3 separate regions of the Homo sapiens genome follow, and regions 2 and 3 are each linked to region 1. Evidence: chromatin loops called from intact Hi-C (ENCODE). Cell type or tissue: PC-3. All regions are shown on one strand. Region 1 overlaps LOC105378983 (a long non-coding RNA gene). Region 2 has its middle 120 kb from the start of PLK2. Region 3 holds the start of LOC124901183 (a long non-coding RNA gene).

The links. Peaks named below come from ENCODE experiments on the same cell type or tissue, not always from the same donor. Only the 100,000 strongest peaks of a DNase experiment are listed, where the experiment ranks them.
Region 2: it touches region 1 in a loop (5-fold over the local background); 2 of 110 quality-filtered maps call a loop at or near these places.
Region 3: a loop joins it to region 1, with 4 times the contacts of the local background. A loop is called at or near these places in 3 of 110 quality-filtered maps.

The regions. Positions count from the first base shown.
Region 1 is chr5:58,184,403-58,192,402 of GRCh38, reverse strand. It overlaps LOC105378983 (a long non-coding RNA gene), which reads left to right. Exons shown (of 4, transcript XR_948350.2): 4 at 3,962-5,698. Among named protein-coding and RNA genes, the nearest start is that of LINC02101, 66 kb to the right of the region's middle. In PC-3, a CTCF peak has its summit at 3,908 (motif pointing left); DNase peaks (open chromatin) are centred at 3,962 and 7,342; H3K4me3 peaks cover 617 bases; H3K27ac peaks cover 5,169 bases.
Region 2 is chr5:58,331,637-58,339,636 of GRCh38, reverse strand. No RefSeq gene overlaps it. Among named protein-coding and RNA genes, the nearest start is that of PLK2, 120 kb to the left of the region's middle. In PC-3, a CTCF peak has its summit at 3,891; no DNase peak of the experiment used is centred here; H3K27ac peaks cover 3,027 bases.
Region 3 is chr5:58,065,160-58,073,159 of GRCh38, reverse strand. LOC124901183 (a long non-coding RNA gene) reads left to right here and starts at 4,456. Exons shown (of 2, transcript XR_007059134.1): 1 at 4,456-4,891; 2 at 5,266-6,807. It overlaps LOC124901202 (small nucleolar RNA U13), which reads right to left and starts at 2,972; the gene lies at 2,869-2,972. RefSeq lists an enhancer at 4,152-5,351. In PC-3, no CTCF peak of the experiment used is centred here; a DNase peak (open chromatin) is centred at 3,059; H3K27ac peaks cover 1,787 bases.

The sequences.
Region 1 (8,000 bases):
ATTCACTAATTTCACCTTGAAAAGAAAGTGAAATGAATTAACTGTTTTGTTCATGTAACTGGAAAAACATTTACTTCTTGAGCATTCGCCTCTATAAATATGACAAAGAGGTTTATAAAAAAGATTCTTTGACTGACTGCATCATGTATGAAACATATTTTCATCTCTCCCCACAGGATAATGGCCACACAATCTAGAATTGCAAAAAGTGATAAAGCAAAGTAGATATGTGATTAAGAATCAACAGCTTCATGATTTATTCTCAGCATAATAGTGGAGAATAGAAGTTCTGATCATTTGTTTAATAAGTGCAGAACTTATCACCCAAAATACATCATTGTGTAGGGCAATACACTCTGAAGTGGAGTCTGTATGTGACCAAATGGGGCTGCATTTGGGGCAGGGGGAAGAGAACAGTCCGGGTGATTATGATATATCCCAAACAGTAACCCCCAGTTAAGAACCACTGTTCCAGGATATGTTTGTTGTCATTTTAATATTTAAGGATTTTTTTTTTTAAATCTACTAGCCTATTATTTCCAACCCCAATTGCTGGTGAAATCTATATTTTTCTATATTCCATATATCTCAAAAAATTCAAAATTCTTTACTTTCTTCATAAGCAGTCTTTCTTCTCTTCCACTTCATTGAAAGATCCAGAGTGAACGATGAGATAAATGGACTGATTGTCTGTGCTGGTGGGTGAGGGTGGAGAGGGTAGCTTGGGGAATGATTTGTAGTTAGTTGTGCAATAGAAGACTTTTGGCCATGCCTGGTTCACTGCCTAATCTTCAGGGCCTTGGGCAATGTTGGGCATATAAAAGTCACTCAATAATTATTTATTGGATAAATGAATGAACCTTCAGATTCTAAGGCAGGGAAAACATTACTTTCTGAAATAGAATGCATAGATTCAACATAAACTAACTATATTCTCTATTTCAGGCTCTTTTCCTTGTCTGTGTGCTTCCCATGAGAATTATAAATTACAAACGTAGTTTTTGAGACAATTTTGGCAGAGCTCACCGATAAACCTAGGAAAATCTCCTGAAATGTAATCAGAGACTCCCATTCTGAAATATAACCGATAGAAGCTGAAAACGATCTGATTGTTTTATGTAAATGCAAATTGTGTGACACTGGCACTTTGTTATGATTGGTAAAGAATTCTGGACATGCTTGTATTCATTCCCAGGATACTGAGAGCCTATTCTGTGCCTGGCTATGCAAAGCATGGTATTACAAACATGTATGATATAGATCAAGCCCCCACCTCATGGAGCTTAGTCTGGTGAGGGAAATGAACATTAAGCAAATAATCACAAAGTAAATACACAATTTCAAATTGTAAAAAATGCTACAAAAGAAAAAAATTACTTAACAGAGGAAATCATAATGTCAGAAAGGCAAAGGATCATGGAACCTTTGAAACTGATGGGGGTCATTGTGATTGGAGGATGTGGACCCAGGAGAAGAGAGGAAAGAGATGCAAAAGGAGAACTCGGTAGCCAACGTCCTGTCAAAACGAGGGTTCAATAGATATGGAAACAGCATTAGGTGCAAGGCCATGGCACCCCCAGCCACTGACCCTGAGATTGATTGGGTACTTCTTCCTGAGAGAAACTCAAAGGAGATACAAGAATGAAAACAAATTTAGGGAAGGAACACTTTAGTAATTAACAAGACACAGTCAGGGAACTATTTTGCTCAGGGAAATTAAATTCTGCTGACTTAGAACTTAAGCAGATGAAAAAGACTCTCTGTGTATGTTTACCCTTAAAGGACAAGTTTTTAATTTTGCAGATTTTGCCAATGCAATAAAAGAAAAAAAAATACAGTAAAACCAGAGAGAAGAAAACAGAAATGGAGTAGAGAACATTAATCTACTTTGAGGAGGATGACATCCAAGCGTGGGAAGGGTTCTAATCTGCTTCTTTAAAAATCAGCCTTCTTCCTTTATCCCCATATGTTTCTGTGAACTCAATCTGCAAGCAGCCAGGAAAGAAGAGATCAAATGTATGAGCGGGGCAAGGGAAGTACCTGTTTTCATGTGTATTACCCCATTTGTATGATTTGCTCCACAGTTTTGAGAACGTCTTAAAATATCTGAAAAATGCATTGAATAGTAATTGTGAGAAGACACAGTAGGTGAATTGGACAATTATTCTCATGATTAGCAACAAATACTAAGAAGGAGGAAAACAATTATCTAGACATGAAGCTGTCCCCTGTAGAATAATTTACAATGTCCTTCTGCACATTTTGTCACTTCTGTTTGTTTGAGTCTATAATGTGCTTATGAAAGTGTTGTCTGTCTTGGCACACACATCAGAGGAGTCCAGGTAGAACCTAGAAATGTAGTTACCCAAATTAGGTGATGGTCAGCTTAAAAATCACTTTAAATGGCATGCTTATACAGTGACTAAGTTGATGTTTGTGTGTGGCCTTATTCATCTGTTACCATATTTACCCAGTGTGATTTTGGGGGAAAAATGAATGCCCTCCTAGTCAGTCATACTCCTCTTCATCAATATTAGTTCTGATTACTTCAACTGAATTTCTTAATGATTTGATGTTTAATGTTTAAAGCCTAATTGTTTATCAGCTATTGAAAATAATACATGGCTACTAATTAAGATGCTTTAAAATATACCAGTGATTTTTATTTCTTTAAAACAATAACTTAAAACAATAGCTATTAAACTCTAGATAACTAAAATTGGAAATTATTACCCAACAGAAACTCCACACCTGATCTCCAACTGACAGGAGTAGGGCTTTATCAGAATATCTGAGAGGGAGAGACAGAGATTCTGCTCCCTCCATCTCGTTAGCCCCTGCTGAGCCAGAACATGTGATCTGAAGCAGAAATGGAAGGAAAAGCAGTTTTTGCAATGCTATAGAGACAGAGTGCCCTATCCCTACCAGCCTGTAAGTTGGAAGTTCCATGGTGTCACAAAAACTAATTAATACTAAAGTTAGTACTTACTCTTCCTTTCTTATTTTCCCAGGAGGATTACTGTGAATAGGCTTGCCTCCTAGGCCACTCAGAATTTGTATGTTGACAAAATATGTCTCCTTTGGACATGTAAGGAGATATAAAATGTATGCAAAGTCACATCATATTATTTGACTGGGCATTCCATTTTGTCAGTTTATATTTTATACTTTATTATTTTAGGGGCAAACATCTATAAAAACAGGGTTCTGTATTGTCACTCGGGTTTGGTTCATGCTCAGAGTTTTCTTAACAGCATTCCTGTTGTTGTATAACTTTAAAATTAGATGAGAACAAAAATTTCACTCTGAAGCCGGAACAACATGGAACCTGGATTTTGGGTTAAATTGCTTAAAAGAATAATCCCCACTTTCTTTCTTTTTTCTGATGACTATGTTTTGGGGCTACTCCTAAGTCTTGTCCTCTGAGGCCACCAAGCCATGCATATCTAATCCAATAAAATTAGAACGTGAGATTCTCCAAAGATTCCAAGTGTCTTAAGGCACTGAAAATACAGACATGATGTTTTCATATAATTCTACACAGTTATTATTACAAAGTGATTTATTTTAACTTTAGATTAGGGAAAAGAAAATTTGTATGTAATTTAGTTTTAAAATAATATATGTTAAAAATAATTTAAATAATAAATTAAATTGAATCCTTAAAAGAATAATTGCAGATTTGGAAGAAAAAAGCTTTATCCAAGACTGTGGATACTTTAAGGAGTCTGTTAGCTTACTTTCCCTTTACTTTCAATTTGCAATTGTTGGAAACTATACTGGATATCCACCACTAAAACACAATCAGCTCTTGCTTAGATTAAAAATTTCTAAGGCCTTTAGCTTTGATTTCAGTTTTGCAATATGCTGTAACTGCCAGGACAGTGACCCCTGGTGAAGACAAAGGTTTGAGTATCAGATCGCTTGATATGATTAAGCACATTCCTGTTTCATTCCACAGATACCAATATTAAGTCAGACGTGAAACTCCCTTTTGATGCCTATCACTATGCTCTGACTCGCTGCACAACTTAACCTCTTGGTGACTCCAGTTCCTTGTTTGCAAGTGGAGATGAACAGGTCTGCTGTGAGGATTGAATAGAATAATACATGTAAAAGATGCGTTATTTGCTTGATACCCAGCCTGGTACACATGAAGGATTACTAAATAGTTTACATGAACATTATTACTACCTAATTGTTTTTAATTCAGGAAAATGTAGAAGCTACAACATCAGAATATGCTTCTGTAGTAGTACTTTTGCCTCTAGTTCAGTACCCTGTCAACCACCACATGAAGTGGTGTAACAAGACATAATTGAAACACTATTGTAATGAAAGGAACACTAGACATGCAGTCAGAAATCTGGGCTCAATTTCTGAAATGCATGTAGCATTTACCATATGCCAGGTACTGCTGTTAAGTATTTAACATACATTAACCTAAGCTGTCATAACAATCCAGTAAGGTAGGTGCTGTTATTACCCTCATTTTCTGATGAGGACACTGATACAAAAGAAGTTAAGTAACTTGCTCCAAATTATACATATTTGGCAAGCTATGGAGCCAGAATTTGAACCCAGACAGGCAGCTTCCAGTCCATGCTTCATAGCCTTTGGACTCTGTGAGCTTCAGTTTTCCCAACGGCACAATGAGAATAATAATCTTACAGTCATCTCACAGAGTCCTTGCAAGAATTTAATATGATGGTAAATCTAAACTGCCCTGGAACTGAAAAAGACTGTACAAATATAAAGGATTATTGTTATTAAGATTCTTAACCAAAATGCATCACTATCTGTATAAACAATGAGACAGGGTATAGCTGAAGTAATACCACTAAAGATGTGATGTTATAAGCATTCCAAGTGCCAAGTGCCAACAAAAATATTTTTCCCAGTGAACCTCAATATCTCAATGTTATTACCTGAAAGAGAAATTGAAATTATTTATCATTTTTTGAAGGTACTATTTGAACACTTAAAATTGTTTACTCTCTAACTTTTAGAGTTAATATTTTTTCAGAATGTCAAAGAAGCTCTTCTTACATGTTCAGAAGTGACTGTAGCAGGGCATGTTTAAATGGGCATGTAAATGTGAAGTCCTGTCCTATGAATGGTAAACTCACAGAGTGAATTCATTTTGCCTTTTGGGTCAGTGTAATTACCTATTGATTTTTAGGAAAGAAAGAAAAACTGACATTCACAACCTTTGCTCTTTAATTTCTGAACAGAATTACGGCCTAAATGGAAGAATGATGTTGTTTATCTGTTAGCACCTTTCAGAGACAAGGCCAATACTTCAAATTACTTGTGCATAATTGGTGCTCAGTAAACATTTTTGGGTTAAAAGCTTAACCCCATACAGATAGTTCCTGCTCCATTAGACAGATTCATATCACATTCCTAATCAAGCCTCTGATAGGCAATATGCAAAAAAATAGCAACTGTAAACCTTTATATCATTCAAAGTTATAAAATTATAGTCTAAGACATCAGTGGACATCAGCATGCAGCAGTTTTTAAAATTATGTAAGTCTCAATGTGCTGTGAAGTATTAAAAACTATTACCTCAACTGGGCTTGAAATTGCTTCCAGCTAAACAATGAATATTAAATTAAATAATAATGGTTTTTTTGCCTCTTAGAATTTATAAATGCACTGGACTTTGCTTTGGGTAGACCACTTTTTTTTAAAGAAAGAGAGAGGAAAAGAAAAAAGGACAGAAAGGAAGTAAAATAAAACCTGTAAGAATGTTGGAAATAAAATTTCCCCCATATACTGTTGGTAAATATCATTGTACCAAAAAAACACATTGATAAAGACATTGTTGACCTCCAAATTGCATTGCAAAACTCATGCTTTTCAAAATAGTTTTGTAAAAATTTATGAAAATCTTACTAAAGATGTTAGTTATGAAGAAATGGGTAGTTGTTCATTTGAGTCTCCACCTCTTTTCTATTATTTTAATGCTATATATATATATATATATATATATTTCTATAGAACTTCTAGGGTGCACTTTATTCAGGCTTTCCAAGGTTATATGTAAAAAAATGGTTAACATGAACTATATAAATCATAGGCCCAAATTGTTGAACAATGTAGTCATCATAACTTCTATAAGTGTAGTATCAAAATCAAGGTATAATTGTAGAACTCTTATCAACTTCAGTGCTCTAAATAGAAAGTTAACTTCACTTTGAAACACAACTTTTGATGAAAAATTCTAAAAGATTTATATAGCTCATTCAAAAATTTCAAATATGCCTATGAAAGCGTCTTTATTCCTTAGTGAAACATTTGTTAGCCATGATGCATGTATGGACTTATGAAACATTTTGCTTGCAGTTTCCTTGGGATAGTCTAGTCAGATGAATTTGGCACCCACACAGTGATCCGGTGTGTTGCTAGTCAAATGCTGTCCATGAACCTGTGCCACCTGTCTGTGAACCCTTTGCTAACACATTGCAACAAGATAATCAAGAAGCTTGACCAGAATCTAAGCCAACTATACCAGTAAGCTGACACTCCTTTTTAAATAGCATACATTTCCCGGTAAAGCAACCAATGTGTTCATTTATACTCTGGACCAAGTTCTTTCATTTCCTTGGGGATTAGTGACATGTTATGGACTGGCTACTTTGAGTAGCACTGTTCTAGCATGTTTTTGTGTACTCCAATGTGATGCTCAAAATCTTGGGTTCAGGAGGCAGGCAGACCCGAGTTTGAATCCTGGCCTAGCAACTTGGTAGTCAATGGTCTGAAAGAAAAGAATTAGGTGCCTATTAGAAACAGCAGGCAAGGTAAAATGAACAGGTTAGAGGACAGGGCCTAGCGTTTGATGTCAGAACATCTTGGCTGAACCATGGTCACAACTTTTATAGGCTGCTTACCTTAAGGTAAATGTCTTAAATGAGAAAATATGCATCAAATACACACACACAAACACATACACACACACACACACTGCATAGGGCTTGATACAGATAAAGTGCTCAAACTATTTTGTTTATTTGTTCATTATTAATTGTGTGACATAGTAGACTGGTTTCCTAGACTGGATTTTTTTATACAGAAATATATTTGTTACTCTGGAATCTGGTGATCTAAATATTTTAGTCAATATTTGCATTGATATCTTATTGCTTTTCATCACTGATTTTACTAGCCTTATCAACAAATTAATAAATAAGAGAATCCCCCAAAGTCCTGCCAAACCTAAAATACTTTTAGAGTCACATCAATATTTTTTAAATTGTGGATAAATCCAGTTAATCCCAATATGACTCATGACCTGTCTGTGTAGCCACTGACATTTTTGTAGCATTTAATCACTTGGCTGGCATAGTTCTAAGCAAAGATGGTAAAAATAAAGTCTGAATGGAAGAGCACACATTGATTTGAGGTTTACTCTTCTCCGTTTACCCATCTACCTCATAAACCAGGTTAGGAGTAGGCAAGTCAGTAAAGGAAGACCGTTGCTAGTTCCTGTCTCCCAAACTCAGTTTTTTAAATTTTATTTTTGATTCGGGGGTATATGTGCAGGTTTGTTACATAGATAAACTCATGTCACAGGGGTTTTTGAACAGATTATTCCATCACCAAGGAATTAAGCCGATAACCCAGTTGTAACCCAGATATAACTGTTGGGTTTTCTTTGAACCCAGTAGTTACCTTCTCTGCCCCTCTCCCTCCTCCCACCTTCCAGTGTCTGTTGTTTCCTTCTTTATGGTCATAAGTTCTCATCATTTAGCTCCCACTTATAAGTAACAATATGCAGTATTTGGTTTTCTGTTCCTGTATGAGTTTGCTGAGGATAACAGCCTCCAGCTCCATCCATGTTCCCACAGAAGACATGATCTTGTTCTTTCTTATGGCTGCATGGTATTCCATGGTGTATATGTACCACACTTTCTTTATCCAATCTGTCATTAATGGGTATTTAGGTTGATTCTATGTCTTTGCTATTGTTAGCAGTGCTGCAATAAACATTCTTG
Region 2 (8,000 bases), 150 kb before region 1:
ATTTAAGTTTTTTGATTCTCAATGATTGCTTTAATCATTGAAGGCAAGAAAAGTTTCTATAATCTCAGTCTTTCTTTCAGCAACCAAAGTGTATGACCAATGAGATCTACATCATGTTTAAGTGGATGATCTGTAGTATATTCAACTCTGCTTTAGTTATTAAGGTCAAAAAATGTAGAGAGATCTTAGGTTCATTTTGTTTTCTTTTGGCTTAAGTCCTTTGGTAAGTGAGATGTTAACATACCACAAAGGTTTCATTGTTTTTCTCCTGAAGCAAGAGGCATGACTGAGATGCAGCTTTCAAAAAGGATCTTGTTCCATATACTTGCCAATATTTGGTAGTCTTCCTGCCTACCCCAATGAAATAAGACATCATTTTATATTGCTGGCCTTTAGAAAAGCACTTTATGTTTAAGTAATTCTGCCAATAATGTTTGTGTATTGTCAAAAAGAAGCTTTAAATTTTTTTTTTGTTGTTTAAAAGCTAGGCATACAAGCACAGTGTAATAATTATAACCTGAAGAACTTCTCTAAGAATGTGGCATAAAGGTTAATAAAAAAACTGTAGAGTGGTGGGCACATGTAGGAACAGATTTGTTGGTCTATAAACAGTTATTAGATCCTTCCTCTTTCCCCAGGTCTCTACTCCGCTAGTTAAAAACAAAGAGATGCTCACAGAGAAATCTCAGGACTGACAAGCCAGTTCCTGTCACTGTCAGAGAGTGGCTTTTGGAATTGGAGTGCATTATGTGAGTTTTAAAGGAAATCAATCTCATTTGTAGTCTTTCCAGTTCTTTAATTAGAAAAGTAAGGAAAAAGAAAAAAAAACAAAACCAACAACAAACTGTCCTAGGTCCCTGGAACTAATAGTTGGCAGGAAGTAGTTATTGTTCTTGGAGCCAGTGCAAATGCCCGGGGGTCAGGTACAAAGCCAACTCCAAAATTTAACATATGTAGCACTAAGAGATCTTGTGGCAATTGTCACTTTTTTTGCTTTTAGAAAGGCATTTTCTTATTCAGTTTTCTCTTTTCAAGAGGGCTAGATAGGAGGCCATTCCTCACCTTAGTTTCTAAAGTCTTTTGTGTGATTTATCCAGAGTATAACTTTAGTTCTGGAATAATTTCTGGATGGACCTGCAGAGAAAACTTTCTCACTTGTCCACAGCAATGACACAGTAAGTTAGGAGGAGTCATATCACTTAAAATTAAGCTATAATGTTCTGTTTACATGCTGATGTCATTTCAATGTTATCAATGACATAGACTCTAAGGGTTCCAGTGATGGAGTTTTATGGATCACTGGTCAATTTATTTTAATCATTTTCTAGAATCCAAATGCAAACTTTAGTGTGCATCAAGATTGCTGAGTGGCCATTCAGAAACTGGGGCTTGGCCTCCAGAGAGGCTGATTTATTTGGTCTGGTATAGAGCCCAGGATTCTGCATTTAAACTAGCATCCTAGAGCTGAAGATCAAACTGGATGATTCTCATTGTCAGTTTCTTTCCCTGCGCTTGGCTTTTGAATTATTTTAGTGCCTGTGTCTGCTGATTTTTCTACTACCACTATCTATTTGTATGTCTTATAGTCGTTGGCCCTAATGAACAAGAGGTTTGGAAATACCTTTATCTCCCCCACAAATTTTAATAGGTCCAGATTTCTAAAATTTAACTTTCATTTTAAAATTAAAACACACCCAGGAGATTTAAATGCCAGTTGGTTATTATGCCACATTGTGAATTCCCTTTCTCCCTCCTTTTCTCCCTCCCTTCCTCCCATCTTCCCACCTACCAGTGTTTTTGTTGACATGCACATTGTTTCAGGACCCAGAGAAACAGTTCAACAGAATAGAAAGTGTTCCTAACTCCATGAACAACTTTTGAAAATACATGATTAAATAAAATATTTCACATAATTATAACTGATTTTTAAAAAACAAACCAATGGGATAGAGAGACTATCATTTAACTGGGATATACAGAAAGGAGTGCTTTCCTTGAGAAATATCTATTTTGGAGCAATAAGCACATCTAGGGAAGAGAGATGTGGGAAGAGTCATTTATATTTATCCACGTGTTAACAGTTTCTGGCACTCTTCGTTCCTTTGTACACCATTCCTTCGTACACCATTCCTTCATACTTCCATCTGGTATCATTTTCCTTCTGCCTGAAAGCCATCCTTCAGGTTTGTTGACAAATTTTTTAAGCTTTATCACGTTTGAAAAAGTTATTTTCCCTTTATTTTTGATATTTTTACTGGATATAGAATTCCAGGTTGTCATTTTTCCCCTAGTAATTTAAAGACTTTGCTCCACTGTCTTCTGACTTGCACTGCCTCCGATGATAAATCAACCATCATTCCTATCTTTATTTTTTTATGTGATCAACCATCATTCCTATCTTTGTTTTTTTATGTGATGTATCTTTTTTTCTCAAGCTGCTTTTAAGATTTTCTCTTTATTCTTATTTTGAACAATTTAATTATGATTTGCTTTGGTATAGTTTTCTCTAATGTCTTTTGTGCTTGGGGCTTTTTAAGCTTCTTGGATCTGCAGCTTTAAAGTTTCTATCACATCTAGACATTTCTTGGCCATTAATTCTTCAAATATTTTTCTGTCACAACTTCTCCAGTGGGGGTTCCCATGACAGGAAAATATTTGGTTGTTTGAAGATATCTCATAATCAACAGATGCTCTGCTTATTTGTTTTTTTCATCTTTTTTTAACTGTGTATTTTATTTTAAATAGTTTCTATCACTATGTCTTCAAGTTAATCAGTGTTTTATTATTCAAGGTCATTATCATATTTTAATCTCAGATATTATAGTTTTCATTTATTGAAGTTTCATTTGAACCTTTTTTATACCTTCCTTGTCTCTACTTAAATGCTCCCTCTTATCTAGAACATGTGGCATACGGTAATAATAACTTTTAACTTGTTTATTAATTCTGTAACCTGTGGTTTTTTTTTTTTTTTTTTTTTTTTTTTTTTTTTTTTTTTGAGACGGAGTCTCGCTCTGTCGCCCAGGTCGGACTGCGGACTGCAGTGGCGCAATCTCGGCTCACTGCAAGCTCCGCTTCCCGGGTTCACGCCATTCTCCTGCCTCAGCCTCCCGAGTAGCTGGGACTACAGGCGCCCGCCACCGCGCCCGGCTAATTTTTTGTATTTTTAGTAGAGACGGGGTTTCACCTTGTTAGCCAGGATGGTCTCGATCTCCTGACCTCATGATCCACCCGCCTCGGCCTCCCAAAGTGCTGGGATTACAGGCAACCTGTGGTTTTTTATGAGACTGTTTTATGACTCATTTATCTGCTCATTATGAGTTGTATTTTTCTGCTTCTTTGCATATCTGATAATTTTTTATTGGAGACCAAACATTATAAATGTTACTCTGCTGAGTGCTAGATATCTCTGTATTCTTTTATATTCTTAAACTTTTTTTCAGGGATGCAGTTATATAAAAACAGTTTAATTTTTTAATGTTTTGTTTTTAAATTTTGTAAGGTAGGACTAGATCTTTAGTCTATGGCTAATTTGCCCCAATATTGAGGCAATCAGTTCTCATTCATGTAAACCCTAGGTGCCCCCAATTCCCTCATACTCCCAGCTCCGTGTCCCCAGGGAAAGAGACCACCAAACTCTGCCTTTGACTGTGGCCTGTTGATTATAGAACTCACTTATTTGTTTCCCCTCTTTCACTGATGACTGTCCTTCACTGACTGTTATTCAATATCTAAAAATGATTTTATATATTGTGCCTGATTTATTACTTCACACAGAAGAATAAATAATCTGATACATCTTGACCAGAAATAAAAAAGAGTTCCCATACTTTTTATGAAGAGTCACAGGCATGCTTTGCACCCTGGCCATGCACAATTTATTTGACCAGAGACTTGCTGTTGCATCTAAGGTAGCCACCTATAGGCTGGCCAGGGAACAATGACTAATGTTTCCAAACCTCTTGTTTATTAGGGCCAACAACTATAAAACATACAAATAGATAGTGGTAGTAGAAGAATCAGCAGACACAGGCACTAAAATAATTCAAAAGCCAAGCACAGGGAAAGAAAGTGACAATCAGAATCTATGTGTCAGTAGAGGCAGTGGGTAAGAAAGAAGCAAGGAGTAGAGAAAAGGGGATAAGAGTGTTGGCAAGAGGAGCTTGAGTAGAAACAGAGAGAGAAATAAAAATTGAGAGAAGAGTCATGTGGAAGGCAGACTAGGGAGGCTGTCTATTGTGTTTTAAATCATTATCCCATTTTCCATAAAACTGGGCAATATTGCTTTGAAAGTTTTCAATGCTTCCTTATTTCCCTCTGACTCTTTCCAATAATCCTCATTACATCAGTCAGGTACCCTGACTCCCAACTCTGTTTCTAAAAGAGCTTAAAACCCAACTATTTTGTTGTTGTTGTTTTTACAGTGGTTGGTTGAAACATGAGGCAGGGTACCAGGTTTGTGCATACATTGGTTACCTGTTATAAAGCTATATAATAGGATTCATGTAATGGGGGATATAAATATTTACCCATTGCACTAAGTTATGGATGTCACTTCTCCTTTACTACAAACCACAGAGATAATTCTAAGGAAGGAGGGAAGGAAGGAAGGAAGGAAGGGAGGGAGGGAGGGAGGGAGGGAGGGAGGGAGGGAGGAAGGAAGGAACTGTTTCATGACAACTATCAGGATGTGATTGTTCAAGTGCATTAATTTTTCAGCTGGCAGCTCTCATGTCCCCTTCTCAGGGATGCTTCACCTCATCCCTCACTCTAAGTCAGATATCCTGTAATACACTCTGATGGTGCTCTGTACTTTTTCTCTCTGTATTTACCTCAATTATAATTGTATAGTGTTTCTCCCAAACTAGATGATAAGCAATAAAGGTAAGAACTCTATAAACATTTATTGAATTAATGAGTGAGTGCTTTCGTGCCATGGGAAAACGGAAACCATGTGACAGAAAGTGTTAGTTTTTCATCAAAATTTATTTCCATTTTATGATGGAGACACAAGACTTTATTCCTCAAGTCCCTGTAAGCATAGATGTGGCCATGTGAATGAAGCAAGTGAGGTGGGCCATTTCCATGCCTGCCTATTAAAATCTCCCACATGCACTTTTCCAGGTATTTTCCCCTTTTGATTGATTTGGATGATGACCTCTGACCCCACCCGCACTACTCTTACTCTCCTCCACTTTACCCCAAAGTTCAGGCAATGCCTGGATAGTCAGTTACAGACTTGCCAATTTCCAAGGGCTTTAAGTACTCATCTGGCAGACTGCAGGTGAATGAATCTGATAATTTCTTGTTACCTTTTTATCTATTCTGCTATTTGTATCACCACTGTTACTCAGAGGGAAACAATTCATTCTTGTTTGCAAAGGGATACATTGTCATGGCCTCTCAGAAATATGGCATCAGGCCCTCTGGAATAATCAAGCATTCTTTCTATTGGATAAAGTTGTATACTTCATGCCAACAGAGTCCCTGTGAGTATGACTACATAAAAATAAAAGATGGGAGATAACAATACTCATGCACATTCCCCAAATATGTTTTAAAACATAGCTTTGATAAGCTGGAGAGGGAACATTATACAGGAGTTGGTATTTGAGAGGGATTTTGACTTTCGATAGATACTTTATTGGTTAGGAGCTAAGTTTAACTGTATGTAACAGAAAAAAAACCTATGTAAAGTAGCCTCAAACAAGATAGAGTTTTATTTTTGTTTTTGCTGTTTTCCTCTTACACATTGAACATTATACACAAAAGTAATCCAGAGCCAGCCCAGTAGCTCAGGAATATCAGGGCCGAAGTTGCTCTGATGCTCTTGACCTGTCCTTTGTAGTTTGTTGCAATATGTTTAGTGCAGCTCCGGCCATCTCTTCTACATAATAGGTTACTGGATATTTGTGTTAATCTTATGAAACCAGTATTATTATCACTTTTATTTTCTTATGCATAGGAAATTAGTCGTGAAGCAGTTATATATTTTTTCCAAGAAAATATAGATAACAGTAGCAGACTTGGTAATCACTGCAGTTTGCCTTTTTAAACCATGCCATTGACCACTGCACTATATTGTCCTCTTATGTACTAGTCTTGACAAAGATGAAGAGAACTTAAGGTGATATTGAGGCAGGAGAATAGGGTCTGGAGGCAGGGATCGTAAGCCTGTTTCACGCCGACTTCCGATAACTAAATTGAAAGGAAAACCCTAACTTTCCACACCTGAGTAACAAAAGGACCAGAGGCCACCCCCTTTGACCTTTTCTGCCCAGCAGATAGGAAATTGACTGTGTGCAACTAATCAGACTGTTTGAGGGTGGAGTCTTCATTTGCATAAAAGTATAACTTTGTAACTTCACCCTAGCCTCTGATTGGTTGCTTTCTGCAACCAATCAGATGTTTACACAGGAGTGTGATCTTTGTAACTTCACTTCAGCCTCTGGTTGGCTGCTTTCTGCAACCAATCAGACTGCTTGCAGGCTACCACTTCATTTACATGAGGTGAGCATGAAGTGGCCAATGGGAAAGTTCTAGAGGGTATTTGAACCCAAGAAGATTCTGTATCCAGGCTCCTGAACTGCTGCTCAGGTCGCTCCCACACTGTGGAGTGTACTTTCGTTTTTAATAAATCCCTGCTTTCGTTCTTTTGTTGCTTCATTCTTTCTTTGCTTTGCTTGGTGTTTTGTCCAATTCTTTCTTCAAAATAGCAAGAACCTGGACAACTTGTGGCCACGACCCTTTACTGGTGACAATATTATGACAGAAGGGTGGATTGAAGTGGAAATAAAAGTTTCCACCTCTAACAGGAACACTATCTAGAGGATAGTTCATAGTGTTTGTCATTAAAGAAAACAAGCCAACAATTCAGAGATTAGAGAAAGACCAAAATAGGAAGTACTCAATTAGATTAAGATGTCCCTTTCCTTCAAAGCAAAATAGAGCAAAGATAAAGAAGGGGGACAAAACCCAAACTGTCCAAGGTAGTTAAACATTAGATGAAACACCTTTGCCATCTAATGTAAATGTCCTTTGCAAATTTTGTCTATACTCCCCGTCCAGTTCATAATTATTTATCATCAAAGATTTTTGTTCGTGTTTGTTTTCTCCCCAGCATTATTCAGGTATAATTGACAAATAAAATTGTACAAATTTAAGATGTACAATGTGATGATTTGGTATGTGTATATAATATAAAATGATTACCACCATCAAGTTAGTGAACATATCTGTCACCTCATCTAATACCTTTGTGTGTGTGTGGTGAGAAAATTTAAGATCTACTTTCTTAGCAAATTTCAAGTGCACTATACAATATTGTTACCTACAGTTACCATGCTATAAATTAGATCTCCAGAAAATATTCATCTTATAACCAAAAGTTAGCATCTTTTGATGAACATCTCCTCATTTCCCCACCTCTGCAGGCCCTGACAACCACCCTCTATCCTGTTTCTATGAGTTCAACATTTTTAGATTCCACACATAAGTGAGATAATGCAGTGTTTGCCTGTCTCTGTATGACTTATTTCATTTAGGGAGAGATCCATCTCCCTGGAAACTTGGATAGTCATGATCAATCTGGGTTGGTGCTTCTATTGGAAGTCCCTAGATACCCTGTACATTATTGCTGTGATGTCAGATTGGCACTGATGACACATTTGTTTTCAGTAGACTGGAAACTCTTGGAAAAAGAGTACAGTTGATCTTTGTATCTCTAATCAAGCATAACGCTTGACACACTCATGGGTTATGAAGCTGTTGATATAAAATAAGACAGGATGTTTCAGTTAGCTGTATGCAGGGATAACCCAAAGGGTTAATTTCAAATATTATGCATGGACAAAGTTTATTAGGTCAAAACATAAGTCTAGTACAAGGAAAAATACTGAAGACCAATGGGGAAAAAATTCACTTATTTTAGAATGACCCATTTTAATTATTTTGAAATTTGATCTCGACAATTTCATTGTTAACCTCCTGAGGGTGTCATT
Region 3 (8,000 bases), 120 kb after region 1:
TGGAGTTGTTTCGTTTTAATACAGAAAAGCTCAATGGAAGTTTTATAATCTTTTAAGCGCACAATAGGGAATTACATCAAGATTATTGGAAACGTCTTGGCAAATGCCTTTGAACTGCTAGAACATAGCTCATGTTTTCAAATGTATATGTGTATAAATACATGCTTTTTAAAATTAAAATATATTTGAGTCAATGACCAGACTGAGATTCCCAATATGCAAATTTATAATTAAAGAGATTTTGTTTTCTGTTCTTTGGGGATTGGGATATCAGTCATTGCAATGAGCAATTGTGTCCTTATAGCTTTGGGTTTTTACTATTTGCTTATGAAAAACTCCACAAGAATTATTGGCTCAACATTATGACTTCCTTGGCAGCCCCTGCTTCACGCAGTTGTGTTGCTTTTCTGTAAGGTTGTAGCATTTTCCACTTGCAGTATTCTTCTTACTTTCACTTTGTTGGTTATCACAGCCCACAACTGCTGCTAAATGCCATTTTCCTTCCAATGAAGGGCCAGTTATAGTGGATAATACATGTGCTCCCTGAGGCTTTAATTAAGTTAGCGTCTGTGTCAACCTAAGCATGTGACAGTTCATGAAAGGAACTCTGGATATTAAACAGCATGGAGCTATTTGAAGAGTGAAATATATCGTGTGTGAAGAACAAAAGAATCTGCAGGAGGTTTCAAAGCAGTGAAGCTGGAGTCTTACAGCATTCTGCGTTAGCTGCTGCATTCTTTTGAGGAAGCTCTTGTTCTTCTTCCACTAGGTGATTGACACCTGGGACGGGGTGTCCTCTGTCGTTATTACTAACATGACTATATAACATAAGGAAAACTATACTGAATCCTGCTGAGGGCATTTTCAGGCCAGGCCTAATTCTCACAGATGATAAGCTGCATTAGCCCAAAGTGGCCGACCTGCTTGGAAAGAAACTATTTTATCTATTTAGATTGCTCTGGAAATAACAATGGGGCCATCATATTTCAAAGATGAGCAATGTTATTTATCCCATATTCATTGTAAAATGTTTTCTTACGTAAAAGTGGGAATTCATTGACCAGATTTTCAACTCCCTCAAAAAAGATAAAAGGCCAATAGAAAAACACCTCGATAATCTAGCTCCACAACAAATGCTCCGAGAATCCTACTTGTCTGGCTAAAATTTCTCTGAAGATCTCTCATTTCTGCTCTCAGAAGCACAACATGCAACCTGGTTATTGCTATATTTACCCTTGTTTTCTCATAGGATGCTCTCACAGGCAGAGTGGGAGCTAAATTGGGCTCTGATAGGGTTTCCTCATCCTGAACCCATTTTCTGAGCACGCTGCATTCATAAATAGCCTGCCAGGCTTTGGGCTTCTGAGGTCACCGTGCTTCACACAATTGTTCTCTGCAGGACTACGTGAAAGACAGTGCCTGGGCTGAGGCCTGCAGTTCCTGGAAGCTGGGTTTCTCAGCATTGAAGGGCTATCTCTCCTCAAAGAAAAGCACAGCCCTGCTGTGGAGGGCGACCTTGGTCATTGTTCTTGGGGCCTGTGACTTCAGAAGTGGAGGTTGCTCCTGAAATGATAGGACCAACCTCTAACCTGATACCATCTGGCTCTCAGGACACCTATATAAATAGCAAATTGATAGCTGTAATAGAATAAATGCTTTGTAAACTCTCCTGTACTTAAAAGGAATGCAAATGAAGGTATGATCTGAATACTTTTCCCTCCTGCTTCCTTGACACCCTTCAGGCTTAATCCTATCAGACGTCAGAAAGAGTAAGCTGATAAATGTAGTGACTTGCCATTAATCAATTAGAGGAAGATGTTTTGTAGATACATGCAGAAGGTGAAAAAAATCTAATAATTAGCAGTTTGACCAAGAGGTTTAAGAAGGTAGTATGAGGGAAACAATAAAGAAGAGCATTAGGAATTTGCTGCTAATTTATTGATATAAATATATTATGTTGCCATGTAGCTATAGGTAGATATAATATACAGCTGCAATTAGGAGATCACGGTTCAGTTATCACTATCACATTAGTTTTTTTCCCATTGGCTTTTCTCTTATTTTTAATGACTTACTGCAGTTTATATAAAGTCCATGAAAATTTCCTAAACTAAACATCCTGATAGTTTTCATTTATTTTCAAGGTTGCTGTAAAGTTGAAAAGCAAAAACAAAACAAATGAGTTCATTACTTTTCTCCAAAGCTCAGTAATTTATGGCAACCTGCAAGCTTTAGGGAACGTCACCTTTTGAGATAGAGCGGAGAGGTAGTAAAAACTGAAGATTCAATAAACAACTTACTTTTAAAATGTGTTCAAATATATTTTGGAGCCATCTTTATAGGGAAGTGCATGAAGACTTTTCAGGCTGTGAAGTACTTGAATGATTATCATTAAATATCTTAGACATATGATGTGATTTAAGGTACTATAATGAACTAGTCTATACCTAATATTCTGAACAAGGAATAAACCATCTCTGTGGTTATTGTTCTCCTTGTACCTCTCTCTGACAGCCTTTCCCTCCCGTCTTTGCGAAGGCAGCCACTCTACATTACCTGTAAATGTATTTGAAGTCAAACCACTAAATAAGCACACAATATCCTAAACAGTACAAAATGTTGACTACTTATTTTCACACAGTTTCTGATGAAGGCAGGGATACTACTATATCTCAGTTTGAGATATAATTGAATATACTTTCTTACCTACCAAACATAAGAAATGCTTGAGAATATAAGTCAAAGCAATGTCTTTCATATTGTTATGAATAGATACTCCTAAGAATATGATAAGGAAATTAACAGTGTCAAGTATCAATACTGTTATTTAAATAAGAGTCAGTCTTTCCTTTTCTTTCCCTTTCTTCAGGTCAGTTGGGTAATAAGCTGAAGTCGTAACAAGGTTTGAGGGTGGCACATATCACATCCGTGTGTGAACACTCAATCATCATGCTCGTAAACTACAAAAGGATCTGATTCAATCTTTTTGTGTGAAAATAATTTTACCGACTTGGAACTTAAAAAATAAATTTCCATCACACAGGATTACATTTGGCCTGTCATGTTTGCATTGGCCTCACCTATATTTACACAAAGTAATATTCTTTCTCTTATAGTTACCATTCTGTGTTCTTCCCCTTGGGCCACATTCCTGGCTTTAGAACACACACACACACACACACACACACGTAGAGTAAATAGCCTCAGAGGTAATAATCTGAAGACCTCAAAACCACCTGTCAATCCATTTAAATCAATTCCAACTGATTATTTGACTAAATTTACTTATGCTTGGATTAAACTGACAGGCACATCATTGAAATGAACCCACAAAAGAGCTTCTTGATCCAATAAAACAGAAGTTATGAAAATGAAAAACAAAATTGCCAAAGTCATAGTTTGTCTTCAAGCCAACCTTATCTGGGGCTTGGTGTTTCTTTCCAAAGCTCAACTAAAGGGCTTTCTACTTTATATCATCTATAAGGACTGTACTACTGAGAGGTGACAGCGTGCTGGCAGCCCTTGCTCGCTCTTGGTGCCTCCTCCGCCTGGCACCCACTCTGGCCACGCTGGAGGAGCCCTTTAGCCCGCCGTTGCACTATGAGATCCCCTCTCTGGGCTGGCCAAGGTCAGAGCCAGCTCCCTCGGCTTCCAGGCAGGTGTGGAGGGAGAGGCGCAGGCGGGAATGGAGGCTGCGCATGGTGCTCGCGGGCCAACACAAGTTCCGGGTGGGTGTGGGCTCTGTGGGCCCCGCACTGGGGGCAGCCGGGCTGGCCGCGGCAGCCAGGCCAGCAGCTGCAGAGGGTGCACCAGGTCCCCCAGCAGTGCTGGCCCGCCGGCACTGTGCTCGAATTCTCGCTGGGCCTCAGCTGCCTCCCCGCAGGGCAGAGCTTGGGACCTGCAGCCTGCCATGCCTGAGCCTCCCCACCGCTGGGGGCTGCTGCCCAGCGGAGCCTCCCCGACAAGCGCTGCCCCCTGCTCTGTGGCACCCGGTCCCACTGACGCCCAAAGGCTGAGGAGTGGGGGCACATGGCGGGGGACTGGCTGGCAGCTCCGTCTGTGCCCCGGTGTGGGATCCACTAGGTGAAGCCAGCTGGGCTCCTGAGTCTAGTGGGGACTTGGAGAATCTTTATGTCTACCTAAGGGATTGTAAATACACCAATCAGTACTCTGTGTCTAGCTCAAGGTTTGTAAATACACCAATCAGCACCCTGTGTCTAGCTCAAGGTTTATAAATGCACCAATCAGTGCTCTGTGTCTAGCTAATCTAGTGGGGACCTGGAGAACTTTTGTGTCTAGCTCAGGGATTGTAAATGCACCAATCAGCACCCTGTCAAAACAGACCAATCAGCTCTCTGTAAAACAGACCAATCAGCTCTAAGTAAAATGGACCAATCAGCAGGATGTGGGTGGGGCCAGATAAAGGAATAAAAGCAGGCTGCCCGAGCCAGTAGTAGCAACCTGTTGGGGTTCCCTTCCACAATGTAGAGCCTTTGTTGTTTTGCTCTTTGTAATAAATCTCGCTGTTGCTGAGTTTTTGAGTCTGCCCTGCCTTTATGAGTTGTAACACTCACCGTGAAGGTCTGTAGCTTCACCCCTGAGGCCAGTGAAACCACGAACCCACCAGGAGGAATGAACAACTCCAGACGCGCCTGCCTTAAGAGCTGTACCACTCACCTTGAAGGTCTGCAGTTTCTCTTCTGAAGCCAGCGAGGCTACGAACCCACCAGAAGTAAGAAACTCTGAACGTGTATGAACATCAGAAGGAACAAACTCTGGACACATCACCTTGAAGAACTGTAACACTCACCGCGAGGGTCCACGTCCTCATTTTTGAGGTCAGTGAGACCAAGAACCCACCAATTCCGGGCACACTGCCGTTTGTATGTTGGTAAGATCTCTTAGTTATAACTATGTCCTGAAATTTTGGAATGTATTTTTCTACTAAGGTAAGCCAGGAAAGTTGGAGGAACATTTGAATGAGGTGGAGCCGTGTCACCTGGCATATGTAAAAGTAATTTTAATTTAGAAAGAGTGCAATTAATTTCTCTAATTGTGTATCCAGGCATCTGATTCTGGGTATGGTACAGTGACTCATGAAATATTTTCATAACGTTCTTAAATAATAAAATTGACAACCTTCAATTCTAAAATGGTCTAAATAGGTGAATTTTTTTTTTCTTTACTTCGAAAGAGGCTACCATGTGGCTGTGACAGTGTAGAAACTGTTTGCTTAACTTCGGGCTTTCTCTCTTTGCCTTCCAGAATCCCAGTGTGCTCATCCCATCTGTGACTCCTGGTCACCGACACATAAAGTGTAGCACACTGCCAAGCAGCACCTAACTTTCAGATTTCATGGTGAACTTGTCCGTGTGGGAAAAGGAGTCCTCGCAACTACTGAGGATGCTATTGCTTACTTTGGAGGCAAGAAATTATTCTAAACCTAATTAATCCACCGCATCATAAAAACTTACACCGTTGCTGTCTGAATTTGTCTAGAAGAGACTGCTGCACAAGTATTTTCTAAGAATCGCTTGAGAACCTGCTAAGATACTTCCAGGCCCAGATAATTTAGGTTGTAATGCAAGATTAAGAAACTGATGTACAGGAGAAAAACCCAGGCAATCAGCCATAATTTGGCTACACTTTTTAAGAAAATGTTATCTAGATATATTTCTCATTAGAGCTTACCATGCTTTAATGTATCTCAATAAAGTCTCCATGAATACCTAAAATGTTACAATTCACAGCCTTAAACTAAATTTTCTGTTTTGTTTTAAAGTTATTATAGTTAAAATTAGGAGATTTAGCCTGGTATCATGACCTATGTCTGTGGTCTCAGCTACTCGGGAAGCTGAGACAGGAGGATCACTTGAACCAAAGTGATCAAGGCTGCAGTGAGCTATGTTTGGGTGACTGCACTTCAGCCTGTAAAACAGAGCAAGATCCTGTCTCAATAAAATAAACTAAGATAAAAGAAGAGAAATACGAGTAAAAAATATAATTTTTCCTACTTTTCAATAAGCATAAGTGTTTTTTGGTTTTGTTTTGTTGCAAATTCACTATATAATAACCAATCCAGCAAGATTGGTAAGTAGGACCATACTAGGTGTTAACAGTACTCTGACCTGCTTAATGAGGACGCTAACACCAATCTGGAAGGTTGGAGAAAATAAAAAAGCAATTGTAGTCTGAGGGTGACCTAGTATATTTCCCAAATCTGTTACCTGGGAATGAGGCAGGGGAAAGAAAGACACAAAACAATGGTTTGTTTATTCTTGCAGGGTTTCAGATCCATTCTTAGAGGGTTTCAGATCCATTTCTGAAGATCTCTAGAAAGATACAGAGAAATGTTTCCTGTTAACAACCTCTCACTACCCTTTCAGGTTAGAAGCATTTCCTTTGAGCTGGTACAAGGCCCTGCTGCAATGCAAAGCCTTCTTCCTCTACTGTTCTCCAGGGAAATGGTTAAGAGCTACCCATTAGCCTGTGTGCAGACATCACTCAGGTACTTCCCAACTAAGATTAATGAAAAGCTCAACTTTTTCTTTCCCAAGCTAATAAATACCTCTTGATATTTGCTGACTTCTCAAGATGGTCGTCTTCCATTGACAACACTAACATATCCCAAAGTAGGATTTTATGGAGCAAGTCGATTAAAGACTACGTCTTTAAAAAATAATTTTTAATTATTTTGTTATTTGTTGCAGGCCATTGAATTAGCCTTAAACAAACCATGGAGATGGTCCCTTTCTCGGTCCCAATGCAGGCCCCTTTCCTTAAATAAAGCTGGCTCTGCCCCTGTCATTGTGGAGTCTCAAAGATGATCATTTTTCGATTCTTCATGTTTTTGCAGCCATATTATATATCAGAGATAATCAAATCAACCATGCTATAACAAAAACCAGATGTTAAACCCACTAAAAGCCCTGGATGATTTTTTCCCCTATTTTTAGTGTTACATAGTCAAAGCCTCCTTTTTTACATTTCTCTTTTCTTCAGGCCTTTATTTTCAAAACTCACTAAAGCATTATACTATTTTGTTTTCTATTATAATATTTTTTGTCACTTAAAAATGTGGATTAATTTTGCCCATCACTTGAACTACTAGTGGCCAGATTTTATAATTCCTTTTACTTTTAACTTGAGCCAACTTGTTACTCTACTCAGTATATAGGTGCCATCTTAAAAACCACCCTGGGTTTTGGAAATAAGATAACTTCTTCAGGTTTAAACCAGGACAGGTGATACATGACAAATGAAATGAACCTTCTGCAGAAGTTATCTCATGGTATTTATACATATCATGTAGTTATTTTCTTAAAATCTAGGTTCTCAGGCCCCAAATCAGAGATTCTGATTTAGTATTTCTGGTGGGGATCCCATGAGTCTACATTTTTAAATTAGCATCTCAAATGGTTGTGATACTGATATTACAAGCAACACAATTTGAGCAACAGTAAACCAAGGAACAGGATGTCCCATTAGACAAAGCAGGAAGAGCAGCTCCAGAAATCTAATCAAGACTTGACAGAAGGGGACAGAAACCGTAGCCTAAACAATGGTGTTAAGAGAAATAAGAAGAGTGTGAGAGGAAAAAGGCAGAAATTTTGCATGGAGTATACAGAAGGGTAAATGAAATCACAGGAATCTGTGACCTCACACCGTTCGGAGAGAGAATGTCTTAACACCTAACATGGACAATCATGATTTCATGATGGTTATCTCCCTACAGTGGAGATGTATGCCTCCAGCTCTCTGTAGCTTAAAGGCAGTATCCATTAAATAATCTAGTTTACTGAACAAACTTGATGATTTTTCAACCTGTTTAACTATTTTCAAGGGAGAAAAGGCCAACACAATGTTTTGGTCTATTTAACAGTTTAAAAATAATACATTGGAAATTTTATACGTTAGTGTTTTGTGAATATAGTAAGAACAAATCAGTTTCTCTGAATCTAGTCAACATTGAATAGAACGAAAGTCAAGTTTTCAGACCT